Linked DNA regions of Homo sapiens: region 1 is linked to region 2. A link is a contact called in ENCODE Hi-C or POLR2A ChIA-PET data. All regions are on one chromosome and are shown on one strand. Each heading gives the region's core, a stretch centred on a gene start or an enhancer-like site at or near the end of the contact. The rest is flanking DNA. Distances are from core to core; before and after follow the strand shown. Region 1 holds the start of FGD1 (FYVE, RhoGEF and PH domain containing 1). Region 2 holds the start of MAGED1 (MAGE family member D1).

The links. A loop is a pair of places that touch in the nucleus more often than their neighbours do. ChIA-PET counts read pairs that join two places held with the same protein, here RNA polymerase II (POLR2A).
Region 1: a loop to region 2 is called in a map of ascending aorta, with 22 times the contacts of the local background. The contact joins the promoter of FGD1 here to the promoter of MAGED1 in region 2. A Hi-C loop is called at or near these places in 1 of 168 maps with a recorded cell type or tissue (ascending aorta). POLR2A ChIA-PET finds 5 or more read pairs at or near these places in 1 of 52 experiments (OCI-LY7).

The regions. Positions count from the first base shown.
Region 1 is chrX:54,494,920-54,498,494 of GRCh38, reverse strand. It overlaps FGD1 (FYVE, RhoGEF and PH domain containing 1), which reads left to right and starts at 2,261. Exons shown (of 18, transcript NM_004463.3): 1 at 2,261-3,369. The coding sequence starts at 3,063. RefSeq lists a silencer at 2,149-2,198.
Region 2 is chrX:51,891,339-51,894,872 of GRCh38, reverse strand. It overlaps MAGED1 (MAGE family member D1), which reads right to left and starts at 1,250. Exons shown (of 13, transcript NM_006986.4): 1 at 1,118-1,250; 2 at 524-604. The coding sequence starts at 568. RefSeq lists enhancers at 474-523, 744-793, 1,106-1,195, 1,836-1,955.

The DNA.
Region 1 (3,575 bases), core at 1,012-3,511, 2.6 Mb before region 2:
AAGATATACACTGCCTATAGTGTAGAGAATAGATTCCAGAGAACAAGACTGAAATAGGGAGGCTGTGACAGTATTGCAGGTTAGAAATGGTTCTGGTCTAAACCAGGGTAGTGGCCCCAGAAATGTAGAGACTACATAAATAGATTTGGTAGGAGGTCAAAATGATGGGACTTGGTGACTGCATGGGTGATGGAGGAGAGAAAAGAATTAAGGGTGTAACCCGGGTTTCTGCTTTGACTGGGGTCATTCACTAAGGTAAGACACAAAGAAGGACAAACAGGTTGGAAGGAGGATGCCTTGAGTTGGGAAGAAGCTGAGGTTTTAGGTGTCTCTGGGATATTCAGGTAGAGCTGCCTAATAACCAGTTGAATGCATGGGTCAGGAGAAATATCTGGTTTTGAGGTATCAATTTGGGAGTCATCAGCAAAGATATGATCATTGAAGCCAGGGGAGCAAATGAGATAAAGAAAAGAGCGGCCTGTAATCCGAGGCTTCTCTTTCCTCAAGTGGATCACTTGAGGTCAGTAGTTGGAGACCTGCCTGGCCAATATGGCAAAACCCCGTCTCTACTAAAAATACAAAAATTATTCGGGCTTGGTGGTGCATGCCTGTAATGCCAGCTACTTGGGAGGCTGAGGCAGAAGAATAGCTTGAACCCGGTAGGCGGAAGTTGCAGTGAGCCTAGATCGCGCCACTGCACTCCAGCCTAGGCGACAGAGCAAGACTCTGTCTCAGAAAGAAAGAAAGAAAAAAAAATCACATGTAGAGAGAGGACAAGAGCGCTCAGGCCAAAGCCCTGAAGAGCACCAGCATAAAGCGTTGGACAAAGAGGAGCCTGGAAAGTAAAAAAAGAATTACTAAGGAAGTAGAAGAAAAACAAGGAAAGTGCAGTGTCATGGAAGTGGTTTAAGGAGGAGGGAGTGGTCAACAGTGCCAAATGCTATCAAGAAACCAAGTAGGATAACCTCTGAAAAGATTCTATGGGGGCTGGGCGCGGTGGCTGACGCCTGTAATCCCAGCACTTTGGGAGACAGAGGCCGGCGAATTACAAGGTTAGAAGTTCGAGACAAGCCTGGCCAGTATGGTGAAACCCCGTCTCTACTAAAAATACAAAAAAATAGCTGGGCGTAGCTACTCGGGAGGCTGAGGCAGAAGAATCGCTTGAACCCAGGAGGCGGAGATTGTAGTGAGCCGAGATCGTGCCGCTGCATTCCAGCCTGGGCGACAGAGTGAGACTCTTGTCTCAAAAAAAAAAAAAAAGAAAAGATTCTATGGGATTTAGTGAGATGTTTCATGGCAGACCCTGATGAGAGAGAGCAGTTTCAAGCAAGTAGTGGAGGCAGATTGGAGTGGGTTGAAAGATAAGTGGGAGGTGGGAAAATGAAGACAGTTGGGTGTAGGCAACTCTTTTGAGAAGTTTGTAGAAGAGAAGAGAAGGAGGTGGTTGGAGAGGCAGAATTCTTGGTAATTGTTTATTTGTTTTTAGATGGAAGAGGTCTATGTTTAGATGCTGTTGGGAAGGAGCAAGGACAAATTCCTAGGCTTCGTAGCAAAAAGTCAAGAGCTTCCTCTACGGTGGCTCTGTTTACTCTCTGCAGCAGGTCAGGTTATTTGCTGAGGGTTACAGGGCAGATGGAGCACTTGGGGTTTGAGGGGAAAGGAGAAGGTTTGAAATGGTCACTGTGGAGAACAGAGGGAGAGCTGACTAGTAGGGTTGTGGGTCAAAACTGAGGGCCTGGTAGAAGCTGGGAACCATGGGTTTATAGTGGCACAAATCTGTGAAGTTGAATAGTTTTCCCCAGCAATGTTTAGCTGCCTGGGCGCAGGCATGGAAAAGGCGGACAGTTGGACCGATTCAAGACTGGGATGTTGCCAGGCGGATGCGACAAATCAGGGAACTGAGGGTATTTAAGAAAGTGACTAAGTAAGGGACCAAGATATCTGGTCTGAGCAAAGTGAAGGAGAATCAGAGACAGGTCCTCTATGAGCCAAGCCCTAGGAACACTCAGGAACATGAAGAAAGGGTTTTGGAAAAGAGAGTGAACGGCAAGCAGAGGGGGGAAGACCTGAGATGGGATGGAAGGGCAGATATGGGGGGAGGGGGTTGAGCCCGGAGACTTGCCTGTGGGGAAAGCAGGCTGAGGGGGAATTTTTTAAGGGGCAGGAGGGCCTTGAGAGCGGTAGCAGCGAGAAGTGAGGCGGCCCCGAGCGAGGGGGCGTGGTCAGGCGCAAATCCCGGGCGAGGGGGCGGGGCCCCGGTAACTGGGTCCCAGTGCCGCTGTGGCTGCGGCTGCCTCTGCGAGGCTCCCGCCTCCCCACCCCCCTTCCCAGGGCTCCTTCCCGCCCGCCGCCGCCGAGACCCAGGCTGAAGCTGGGGAGGACGGTGGAGCCCGGCCCAGGCCGTTCTCCTGCCCCCGCGGCTGGAGCATCGTCTGGGACTACTGGCTGAAGGCGAGCCCCGCAGCCCAAGCGCAGCGCACACGCGCGCCCCCGGCCACCGCCGTTCTCTCTTCCCTCCCCTCCTCTCCCCTCCCCTCTCCTCCGCCCCCGGCCTCGGCTGCGGCGGGAGGAAGAACGCTTCCCAACCAGCCAGGAGAGCCCAGATCTATTCCCATTCGGGGAGAAAGAAGAGACCCCGCACTTGGATCCGACCGACTTCTCGCCCCGGGGCCACGGAAGTGGCTCGCCGTCCACCGGAGAGTCCCCGCCGAGCGTAGCCCTCCAACCCTCGCCCAACCGCAGCCGCATAGACAGCGCTCCCCAGCGGGCCCCCGGCCCCGCCGAGCCCACTCCCCGCGCGGGGCCGGGGCCGGGGCCGGCGATGCCTGGCACGGCAGCGGCGGTGGCCGCGGCTGCTGCTGCTGCTACTGCCACCGCTGCCACGGCTGCTGGCCCGGGCCCGGGCTGGGGGCTTGAGTCTCTGCAGTGGGGCTGAGCCCGCAGTCCCGCCCCCCGATCCTGAGGCCGCTGCTCCGCCGGGCGCCGGGCCTCCTCCGCCCGCGCCTCCGCCCCAGGAGCTGGAGCCAAGCGGGGAGCTCGGGCCCCGCGCCCAGGCCCGGACCATGCATGGCCACCGAGCCCCGGGGGGCGCCGGGCCTTCGGAGCCCGAACACCCGGCCACGAACCCGCCGGGCGCCGCTCCGCCGGCCTGTGCCGACTCGGACCCTGGAGCCTCGGAACCCGGACTGCTGGCGCGCAGGGGCTCAGGTTCGGCTCTTGGCGGCCCACTGGATCCCCAGTTTGTCGGACCCTCGGACACCAGCCTGGGCGCTGCTCCAGGCCACCGGGTCTTGCCCTGCGGTCCCAGTCCACAGCACCACCGGGCCCTGCGCTTCTCTTACCACCTGGAGGGCTCGCAGCCTCGGCCTGGTGAGTGAGCGACTGAGAGAGCATGGGAGCCCGGGCCACGGGCCTGGTACTGGGAGCGGGTTCTTGTTCTCGAGCCCTCTAAGCCCCACCTCGGAACAGGCTCGCTTACCTCGGCCCTTTGGGTTCCCTCAAACCCCTCCTCCTCCCCACGTCCCTTGGCCTTATGTCCAGTCCTTTCAACCTCTGTCCCCATCTCCTCTCTCTGT
Region 2 (3,534 bases), core at 1-2,500:
TACTAAACATGTGGCAGGGGTGAAGTAGGGCAAGGGCAAAATGAGGGGTGGGGCGGTATGCGGAAAGTGGGCACGAACAGGAGCCGGGGACGCTCCAAGAGGCGTGCAGTAGCAGCTCAGGACGGCAGGCGGATCGCGGAGTTGAGAATAAGGGGGGTCGCACAGAGTGGGGAATGCAGAAAGAGGGAGGGTGGAGGCAGGAGGCTGGGGGAGGGGGTGACAGACTGCTCTACAAGCGTCAGGATTCTGGAAAAAAAAAAAAATGGTTCCTTACCCACCCCGCATTCTCTGGGCAGATTGCCCTGACTACTAACAGGGTCTCCCCTCTCTCTGAGCAGGGACTGATGGCTGAAAAGAGACGCCCCTCCCCCCCTTCGATAAACGATGGGAATTCGAAAAGCCCACGGAGTCTAGTCACTAAATAGGGTCAAACCGGATCCCGGCGTTTGGGAGACCAAAGAGGCCCGCGGGGAGGGGTGACTGTCGGCTGGGGAAATGGTGGGGTGGGGAGTGGAGATCTCACCTGGAAGCCGAGGAGGCCCGCACCACAGTCCATTTTCTGAGCCATGGCTCCTGTCCCTCTGGCAAGAGCGGAGCCTGGGGGCTGTGGGAGAGGGGCAGGGCGTTATACTACAGAGGGCAAATACGAAGGACCTAATTGGGAGGGGGGTGACTGTGGTCTGACTGTGCGGGCGGATAAGGTGAATGTGAGGAGGAACGGATCGGAGCGGTAAAAGTGAATGGGCGTCCAGATGGAGGTTCTGAACCCCGAGAAGCTACTGACAGGGCGAAGCTTCAAATGGGGATCGGGAAGCAGATGAGTTCTGAATTCGGAGCGGGGGTGCGGTTGGGTTGGGATTCGCATTTGGGAAGTTGCATGGAGGTTTTGAGTCAGGAGGAATCATCTAACAGTACAGATCGAGGTCAAGGAATCTGAGGATTTCGAACGATGGGAGGGATCGGACAGGGGTTTTGAATCAGGAAGGATCGGGAGGGGCATTGAATTGGGGTTTGGGGGGTGGAAGGGGATTCAGAATCCAGGGTGAAGGGATCGGGATAAAAAAAAATGGGGGCCCGCACCAGGGGGCAGATGCCCAGTCTGGGGGCTAATTCTCACCTTGCCTCAGGCCCCAACCCCAACCCCCTCGCTGCCTCCCTTCTTCACGACTCAGAGGATCGGGATTGCTGGGCTCGGCTCTCAGCAGCCGCACTCTCTCCTTGTCCAGGAGAAAATGCCAGCGCGGCAGCTTGGGCGACCCCGCCTCTTCGCCTAATATACCACCCACCGCCTCAGGACGTTACGCGCATGCGCAAACACTGAAGAGCCAAAGTCAGTCCCGCCTGCTTTCCCAACAAAAGCTTCGTCCTGGAGACCATGATGCGCATGTGCGCTGGAAGGCGGTCCCGCCCCCTTTGCCAACACACCACCCCACCACCAACCAGGTCGACACTATACAACAGCACCTCCCCTTCCTCTACGCCCCCTCCCCCACAGATGCGCTGTGCCTCTTGGTCCCACCCCTTGCCCCACACACCGGCCCCCTACCTTTTCCGCAATGCGTCTCTATTCCGTCCCTCCCCTATTCAAGGCCCCTCCTGTCAGGCCGGCTTGCATCTCCACCCCCTTGTCCAGCATGCTTAGGTCTCTGTTTGGGGTCTCTAATTGCAACAAGTGTTAGACCTCTGCTGAGGAAACGGAATGGCCTGAGAGGATACACTATTGGAGCTAACAAAGTAGTAGTAGTAAGTCTGTGGCTGCCACGTGACTCCATGATTTCTCCCTCACCCCCTGCCCGCCCCCACAAGCTCCCAGACGCAGAAAGAACGTTAGTTTCTTCCCTTTCTTTCTGCAGCTCCGGTGATGGACTCATTTTGTGTGTGTTGGGGGAGGAAAGGAGGGAAGGGCACAGCTTGTACATCACAGCAGGATTTGTGCTGGGGCTTGTCTTCCTGTCACAGCAGCCCTGGGAAGTGGATGTCAGCACCCCTATTTTGCAGATCAGGAAGCTGAGGCACAGATACATTGCATGAACTAGACAAGGCCACAGAGCCAGGAAACAAAATGCAAAATTTGGGTCTGGGTCTTCCTGACTCCAAAGCCCACATTCTGCTCATGCTGGCCTGGGGACTAAGGGTACCCCTCCCTCCTCCATTTGAGCAACAGACCACGGCACCCCATTTGTACCAAACAAGCAAAGTTTGTGTTCTAGGAGGCCCAAGCTCATGCTCTGCATTCAGGAGGACACAAGCAGAGGCCCCCACCCTCCCCCTGCCCTGTGTGGGTCCATCCAGGCGTGGGAATTGCTCCTTGGGGTCCACTCTGTGCTCAGAACATCAGGCCTCTTCCTTATCAGGGATACAATCACACTGTCCCTGAGGCCTTCCTGGTGCCCACTGGAGCAGCCAGGACAATCAGACCTGTGTGTCTGAGCCATGGCAAGCCCTGGTTCCTTTCAGGGCTGGGGCCTGGGGCAGCTGTGGTTTTATGGAGAGAAACTGGGCTGGGCTTCAGAATTCCAGGAATGGAGTGCCCAGCCTGTCTGTCTCGAGCTGTGTGAGCCCGCACGGGTCACTCAATTCTCTGGGCCTGGTTTCTCAATGTGCAAAGTGGAATGCACAGCAAGTGGGTCCTACCCAAGGACACACACGCTGCTATGCTTCCAGGATAACTGGAGAAACTCAAAAAGGCAGAAAATTAAATACAGATGTGAGGTGACTCAAATTAAACTGGTACAGTTCCAAAATTCAAGACAGATCTTTGTGCAGTTCACATTTGTTCTGGCATCAACTCATGCCAGAAGCCTGAACATGAAAGGAAGCTAATGCTAGGAAGGACTGCAGCATTTGGTCCCCAAGGGCCAACATCAGTTCTGCCTGGCTGGATGACTTTCCTCATCTGTTGCATAGCAACCTCCTCTGTCAGCTGCCTGTTTTTCCTCAGCACTTCCTCTGTAAAGTGTCTGCAGTGAGACGTGATCAGACTCAGGAAAGGAGGTCAGAAACACCATTTTCTATGCTATCTGTTTCCATATCTGTATCTTCGGTCATGACTTGGCCTATGAATTCTAGATCCATAGTAACTACCTACCTCACTTCTCCAAATGGATATCTCTCAGTATTCTCTAAATTAACAGGTCCCAAACCGATTCCTTCATACGCCTCCTCCTTCCCACCAACACAGTGTTTCTCCTCTAGTTATGCCTTTCTCCCCCATTTAGAGTGTAAACCTCTTAGGGAGACAGATTTTTGTTTTATTCATTGTTGTTTCCCCAGCACCTAGAACCATGCCTGGCACATTTTTATATCCTCAATAAATATTTGTTAAATGAATGAATCGCACTCTCCATCCCATTGCTAAAGCAAGAAACCTGAGAGGCAATTTTTCCTGTGATCAATTCACTTATTTTTCCTCATTATACAAATAATGCACACTCATCACTATACATTCAAACACTGCCTAAATATTTTAGAAATTAAATAAACATCACTAAATCTCATCACCTTGGACAATTGCTTAGATTTGGTGCTACCTTT